Regions from separate parts of the Homo sapiens genome. Here region 2 is linked to region 1. Evidence: chromatin contacts called from ENCODE Hi-C or POLR2A ChIA-PET data. All regions are on one chromosome and are shown on one strand. Each heading gives the region's core, a stretch centred on a gene start or an enhancer-like site at or near the end of the contact. The rest is flanking DNA. Distances are from core to core; before and after follow the strand shown.

Region 1 (3,627 bases), core at 342-2,841:
GGTTTTAGTGAGCTGAGACTGCACCATTGCACTCCAGCCTGGGGAACAAGAGCAAAACTCCACCTCGAAAAAAAAAAAAATTAACTTCCCTGTTACATAAAGAAAAAAAAATACCTACTATAAGCTTGGGGTGGGGTGGGACAGGGGGAAGACTGAGAAAGGTAAAATCACGGGCTAAAATTCTCTTTTAATGGATAATAAAATATTGAGTGCAAGGACATGGGCAAAGTTGCCACCTTCATAACTGTGGGTTTTGGCTTCAGCTCAGCTTAGATGTGGAGCAGTGGCAGAGACTGGTGAGTCCAGGAGGTCTGGGAGTTAGCTGGCTGTTGGGAAGGAGGTGGCCTGGGCAGCTCTGGTTGTGGGGAAGAGGCAGTATTCTGCCTTTATTCTCCCTTGTGAGCTCAGCTTGAATAAGAATCACAGGTCTGTGCTTTTGCTTTGTATCTGAGGGAGATATAAGGACTTTCAGGGACAGCAGAGGTGAATAAACTCTCCTTGATATTTTTTCAGTTACCCTGAGTATTTAAGGGCTCCAGCCCCTGTTTCTACAGAGAGTAAGCAGGAGAATCAAACTGATATGTGCTGAGCACTTTACCTAGAAGACCTAATCCTCCTAACAGGCCTATGAGGTAAGTAGAGTGATCTTTTCTCAATTAGCAAACAGCAGCTACATTTAACTGAAGGCTGACTGGCACGTTCAGGGTCACATGCCAGGTTTATGGGGGACTCAGGACTATCCAAATCCTGAAGGCCATGCTTTTCTTTGTAATGTTTCAGTAAATGTTCCAAGTCAGATTTGCATTTACTTAGGCTTTTAAGACTGACTATAACACATATAACTTGATGATCATGAGTTATTTTCTTTGAAAACCAGAGTAGGCTGGGCACGGTGGCTCACGCCTGTAATCTCAGCACTTTGGGAGGCTAGTGCGGGTGGATCACCTGAGGTCAGGACTTCAGGACCAGCCTGGCCAACATGGTGAAACCCTGTCTCTACTAAAAATACAAAAAAAAATTAGCCAGGTGTGGTGGCAGATGCCTGTAATCCCAGCTACCTGGGAGGCTGAGGCATGAGAATCGCTTGAACCTGGGAGGCAGGTTGCAGTGAGCCAAGATGGTGCCATTGCACTCCAGCCTGGGTGACAAGAGCAAAACTCTGTCTCAAAAAAAACCCAAAAAACAAAACACAAAAACCCAGAGTAATTTTTTTTTTTTTTTTTTTGTTGAGACGGAGTCTCACTCTGTCACCCAGGCTGGAGTTCAGTGGTGCAATCTCGGCTCACTGCAACCTCCACCTCCCAGGTTCAAGCGACCCTCCTGCCTCAGCCTCCCGAGTAGCTGGGACTACAGGTGTGTGCTACCTCGCCCGGCTAATTTTTTTTTTTTTTTCTAGTAGAGATGGGGTTTCACCGTGTTAACTAGGATGGTCTTGATCTCCTGACCTCGTGATCCGCCCACCTCAGTCTCCCAAAGTGCTGGGATTACAGGCCTGAGCCACCGTGCCCAGCCCCAAGTAATCTTAATGGATCACATTGGAGAGTGAACCAGTCTTAGCTACCAAAGAGGAAGTGAGTGACACCTACTGGTACCTCTCTGCAAGCGCAGTCTCACAAGTTCCTACATTTAAGATACAGACCTCAGACCTCAGCCAGATGACAGGACTCCCACAGACTGACTGACATCAGGCTCATGTGGCTGCTAAGAGTGAAGCAGTCACAGGAATGAAAGTGACCCTTCCTGATCATGTGGTCTGACCTCCTACTTTTAAACAATAGGGGACGGGGCCCAGAAAAGACAGACACTTCAGTTGTGGAATTCAGTGGCCACCCGGATGCAATTCCAAAAGCTCTTCTAAACCACGCATGGCTAGTTCATGACAATTACAGAGACTATTTCCATAATCCTACAAATACTCTACTAATATGTATTTCACATATTTAGTAGAAGCTTAAAAGCTTTCCAACTTAATGATGAAATGTCTTACATTTAAGAACGTAGGTACACTCAGGTTTAACTTTTCTGGTAGGGAAACAATTCACTTAAGCCTTGATTGTCCAAGCATGGATCATTACTTCATCCATTCATTCATTTTTCTCTAGAGCATTTTATTAAATTGCCCAGGAATATTTATATATTTTTAATGATAGATACAGGTAACAATTTTTTTTTTTTTTGAGACGGAGTCTCGGTCTGTCACCCAGGCTGGAGTGCAGTGGCGCGATCTCGGCTCACTGCAACCTCCGCCTCCCAGGTTCAAGCAATTCTCCTGCCTCAGCCTCCTGAGTAGCTGGGATTACAGGCACCTGCCACCACGCCCAGCCAATTTTTGTATTTTTAGTAGAGACAGGGTTTCACCATGTTGGTCAGGCTGGTCTAGAACCCCTGACCTCATGATCCACCTGCCTTGGCCTCCCAAAGTGCTGGGATTACAGGCCTGAGCCACCGTGCCCGGCAGGTAACAATATTTTTATATATCATTATGCAGTTTTAAAAATTCTATGTGATTTTTCCTTCTCAGCTTTATAAAAATTTACTTAAAAATTTCTACCATTGAAAATTTATAGCTTTATTGATGTTATAATTTATGAATATATTGTGGAATAATTCAAGCTGATTAACATGTTATCACCTCAAATACTTGTCATTTTTTGTGGTGAGAACATTTAAGATTTACTCATAGCAATTTTGAATGTACAATATGCTCTTATTAACTACATTCACCACACTGTGCATTGGATAATTGTTTTAGTAAATTTTCTAATAACAGTTTAAATGAAAGATTTTGATAATAAGGTAACTTAACTTTAATGCAGGTGTTTATAGATTTATAGTGATGGATTATATAATAAGGATTCACCTCAATTTACAGTCTAATTTGGGAGTATTCTCTACATCGACATATTTAAATAACTTTACATAAATGTAATTTCAAAAAAGTTAGAAAGTTGACTTTTAAAATATGGAATACAATGATTGCTAAATCAAAGGCAGCCTGGAGGTGCACAGTTGGAAGGACTGAAGGAATCAGGCTCCAGTTGCCTGTGGCCTTTACACAGATGCTTTTAGCTGTCTAATCTGTGGGAACTTGGAATTGCAATCAAATGACGTAACCAGAGGGCGGGGCTGAACGTGAGAGCCGCTCTACCTTGACCTGCTTGCTCAGGCGGGCCACTTCCGCCTTCAAGCCATCAGAAGTGACGTGCTCCCCCTCCACCAGGTGTTGGAGTTGCATCTTCTCATCCTTGAGAGCTTTAATTTCTTCTTTCAAAGACTGAATCTGCTTCTCATAGTCTTGTGTTTTCAGTTCAAAACTTTTTTCAAGAAGCCTACGCAGCAAAAGAAGAAAATAATTTAGAGCTGAGCATGGTGGCTGAAACCTGTAATCCCAGCACTTTGGGAGGCCAAGGCAGGCGGATCCCTTGAGCCCAGGAGTTCAAGACTAGCCTGGGCAACAAGAGAGACCCCGTCCCCACTAAAAATACAAAAATTAGTCAGGTGTGGTGGAGCACGCCTGTAGTCCCAGCTACCCAGGAGGCTGAGGTGGATGAATCGCTTGAGCCCAGGAGGTCCAGGCTGCAGTGAGCTGAGATCGTGCCACTGCACTTCAATCTGGGTGACAGAGTG
Region 2 (3,627 bases), core at 1-2,500, 3.2 Mb after region 1:
TCCCAGATACTCGGGAGGCTGAGGCAGGAGAATCGTTTGAAACTGGAAGGCAGAGGTTGCAGTGAGCCGAGATCGCGCCACTGCACTCCAGCCTGGGCAACAAGAGCGAAACCCTCTCTCAAAAAAAAAAAAAATATGAATTAAAATAATACCCTCACCATCTCCATCTTCTGCTATATGACCTGAACTCAGAAAATAAAAGTAAACCATTCACACTGGATGTGTGTGATAAATATCCCCTGAGACGTGTGGGACCCAATATGATTCTAATCTTAAAAGATACGATGCAGTAATAGCGATATTTCAAGCACTATCCTGTAGATTGGAGGAGACAAATCTAAAATTCATAGTACTATATAGTTAGCTATTCTAACTACAAGAATGCCCAACTGTGTTTTTCAATAAAAGTAGAGCAGAACAGTGCAAACTTCACCACTCAATAAAATACCTTACTTGGCGCTCCCAATAGTGCTAAACATAAACAACGCGTACAAGGCACTGCATGGGACAGCTGCTAATGAGGACAAATCGATTAGGGAGACCAAAGCTAAAGGAGGCCACTGGAACTGGAGAAGGATATGGAGAGGTATTTGATCATCATCAGGCTGGCGTGCTAGCGGAAGTCTCCGGGCATTATTTAATATTTAATCTTTCTATTCCTGACATCACGGGGGCTCAAATGTCATCAAAAGACAGGCTGGCATTAAACCCGGCAGGGTGACGCACATAACATCTTACCATATGGATTTTCATCAGTCCAGACCGACAAGCACCTCAAAGCCTGCCCAGTGAAGGAAGAAGGGTGGCCCAGGCCGTCAGCTCTCCCACCCTTGGCGCGCAGTTCGGTATAGCACTCGGGGTTTGGAGGCTGCAAGACCACCGGACCGGACGCCCCAGGGTCGGCTCGGGCCTCCGGAGCTGTGCACTCGCGCACGGCCCGAGGAGGTCGCCCGTGCGGCCGCTGACACCAGGCGTCAAGTCCCCGCCCGAGCAGCCCCAGCCTAGGAGGCGGACCCCGCCACTGCTCCTCTACTGAGCCGAGCGTGTCGGCCAGGGACTCAGACAGTCGGCACAAACCCCCTCCCGGGGTCTAAGCCCGCCTAGTACAGTACCTGAAGGGGCAGCGCCACCTCCGCCCGATTGTGCTGGCTGCCCCAGTGGCGGCGGTCACAGCTCGGGCGCCAATGACGCCTCTTATAAAAACAACCTGCTCGCAGGCGTCTGCAGCCGGCAGGCGGTGACCGGCTGGGCGCCGCAGTGCATGCCGTGACGCGTAGTCCCGCCTGCGCCTCCTGCCCGGCAGCGGTGAAGAGAAGAACTACCACTCCCGAAGTGGAGCGCAGGCCGCCGCCGGGCGGCTGCGGGAAGCTGGGCCAGGCGGCCGCAGATCCCCACAACATCCGGGAGCCGGCGACCACTTCCAGTTGCTATGGTTACGAGTTGCAACCTCCAGAAAGAATTCGTGGTTTCACCCGGGAAAACAGCTCCCCGGATTAAACGGATAGGTTTACACATACTGATCCACCCAGCTATTCATCTTCTGTTTGCTGCTTTAATTGGGTGCGGTTAAAAGGCCACGTCCCTAGGCGTTCACCGGCTTTCTTGCCATCTGCTGCATGAAAACTGACTTTGCCGAAAAAATTAACAAAGAAGAGCGAAAATGACAGACCGCAACCGGGTGAGTTTAGGCAGAGGGCTAGATGTTTGGGAATGTTGGTATTCGCTAGTATAATTTGAGGCACCACCTACTCCTACCACCCCCAACCCCACAACCCCGAAAAGCACTTTACAAGGCAACTACTGAGCTTTTACATTTACACTTGTAAATGCACGTTTCCTTAAGTCCGAATAGCCTCTGAAGGTGTAAAGACCATCGAGATTGTATGCATTCATACCCTACTGTTGCAAACTGTTCAGTGATGGTTTTGAACAAGAAAAACGTACTTTGTTAATTGTATACTTATTTAAATTGCACTGTGTCAAAGAAGGGAGTTGTTTTGAAAAAGGATTTGGTGGCCGGGCGCCGGGGCTCAACGCCTGTAATCCCAGCAATTTGGGAGGCCGAAGCGGGTGGATCACCTGAGGTCAGGAGTTCGAGACCAGCCTGACCTACATGGTGAAACTCCGTCTCTACTAAATACAAAAAATTAGCCAGGAGAGGTGGCGCGGGCCTGTAATCCCAGCTACTTGGGAGGCTGAGACAGCAGAATTGCTTGAACCTGGGAGGCAGAGGTTGCAGTGAGCCGAGATTGCGCCACTGAACTGCAGCCTGGGCAACAAGAGCAAAACTCCGTCTCAAAAAAAAAAAATCTTACATTTATATTCACTCTTTACAGAAGCAATAAAAAGTTTAGGTTTCATTCTCTGTCCCCTAATTGTGGTAAAAGTAAATAAATAAATGGAAAAATTAATAATAAACGTAAACATTAGCAAGGAAGACGGTGGACCTGAGCAGAGACAAAAGAGTGCCTCAAAATTAGACCTTTTTTATTTTTTATTTTTGCTTTTCTATTAACTATATTCAACATCAACAGTGACATCAAAAAATCTTAATTTTATAATTACAGCTTCTGCGATGGGCATTATTAATCAATGGCTTGTTTTCATTTATCTTTTTAAATGTATATGTATCTATACCAAAGGACTTCGAAAGGTCAAAGTGGTCTGGCTTTCTCTAACTGAAAATTAAATTACTAAGAAAGCTAATACCAGCTACTGGTAGATTTTTATACCTTTCAAGCCACTTTCACAGGCCAATTTTAAGATGTAATTTCTTCTGAAAAATCATTTACAATTTTAATTAACCTTTTTATCATTTAATAAAAGTTGATGACATGTGGCAGATAATTTGAACTCATCCTTTTATTATTCTTTGTATTGGCTATTTGTTTCGTTCTTAACTATAGTCAGTTTGAACTCCACATTTTAAGAATATCAGGTTTGAAGAAGGTGAAACCCATATTAGAAAACTGCAGTGGTTGTCTATGATGTAAAGTATAAAGCAATGGACCTTTTGTTTCTGAATCTATAAACATTTGTGAATTATCCTGGAAATCTAAAAAATTTTTAATTTAAGATTTAGCTTTTCCAGATTTTATGGTACTAATTATGCCAACAAAGTTTATCAGCTAATTTGTCTTCTGTTTTTACTAGATTTCGTTTTCTGCATTATGTTTTGAGCCAAAGCTGAACGAAATTCTAGAACCAGTAGTAAAGAGGGTCATTTGATAACAAGAAGAGTTCTCAGCTGGGCGCGGTGGCTCATGCCTATAATTCCAGCATTTAAGGCCCAGTACTCTGGGAGGCCGAGGCAGGCGAATCGCCTGAGTTCAAGAGTTCGAGACCAGCCTGACCAACATGGAGAAACACTATCTCTACTAAAAACACAAAATTAGCCGGGCGTGGTGACGCATGCCTATAATCCCAGCTACTCGGGTGGCTGAGGCAAGAGAATCGCTTGAATCCGGGAGGCGGAGGTTGCAGTGAGCCAAGATCACGCCACTGCACTCCAGCCTAGGCAACAAGAGCAAAACTCCATCTCAAAAAATAAAAAAATAAAAAAGAGTTCTCAGTGACTGAAGGAGATAGTATTAACAACAACAACAACAAAATCTACAAGTTGCCCTG

Evidence for each region. A loop is a pair of places that touch in the nucleus more often than their neighbours do. ChIA-PET counts read pairs that join two places held with the same protein, here RNA polymerase II (POLR2A). Pooled maps may share reads with other maps.
Region 2: a map with no recorded cell type shows a loop between it and region 1 (9-fold over the local background). The contact joins the promoter of CCPG1 here to the enhancer-like site in region 1. A Hi-C loop is called at or near these places in 1 of 37 single-sample maps with no recorded cell type and 1 of 50 pooled maps. POLR2A ChIA-PET finds 5 or more read pairs at or near these places in 1 of 52 experiments (activated T-cell).

The regions. Positions count from the first base shown.
Region 1 is chr15:52,225,985-52,229,611 of GRCh38, forward strand. It overlaps MYO5C (myosin VC), which reads right to left. Exons shown (of 41, transcript NM_018728.4): 25 at 3,149-3,329. LOC105370820 (a long non-coding RNA gene) reads left to right here. Exons shown (of 4, transcript XR_007064638.1): 3 at 514-632. Among named protein-coding and RNA genes, the nearest start is that of GNB5, 36 kb to the left of the region's middle. RefSeq lists a silencer at 3,038-3,212. Within about 2 kb of position 1,592, at least 5 of the 41 ENCODE cell types and tissues checked have a DNase peak (open chromatin) inside an H3K27ac peak, as active enhancers do.
Region 2 is chr15:55,407,109-55,410,735 of GRCh38, forward strand. It overlaps CCPG1 (cell cycle progression 1), which reads right to left and starts at 1,251. Exons shown (of 9, transcript NM_001204450.2): 1 at 1,113-1,251. PIERCE2 (piercer of microtubule wall 2) reads left to right here and starts at 1,387. Exons shown (of 2, transcript NM_001198784.2): 1 at 1,387-1,678. The coding sequence starts at 1,661. All of the region lies in intron 8 of DNAAF4-CCPG1 (DNAAF4-CCPG1 readthrough (NMD candidate)), which reads right to left. RefSeq lists enhancers at 471-750, 1,111-1,380, 1,431-1,630.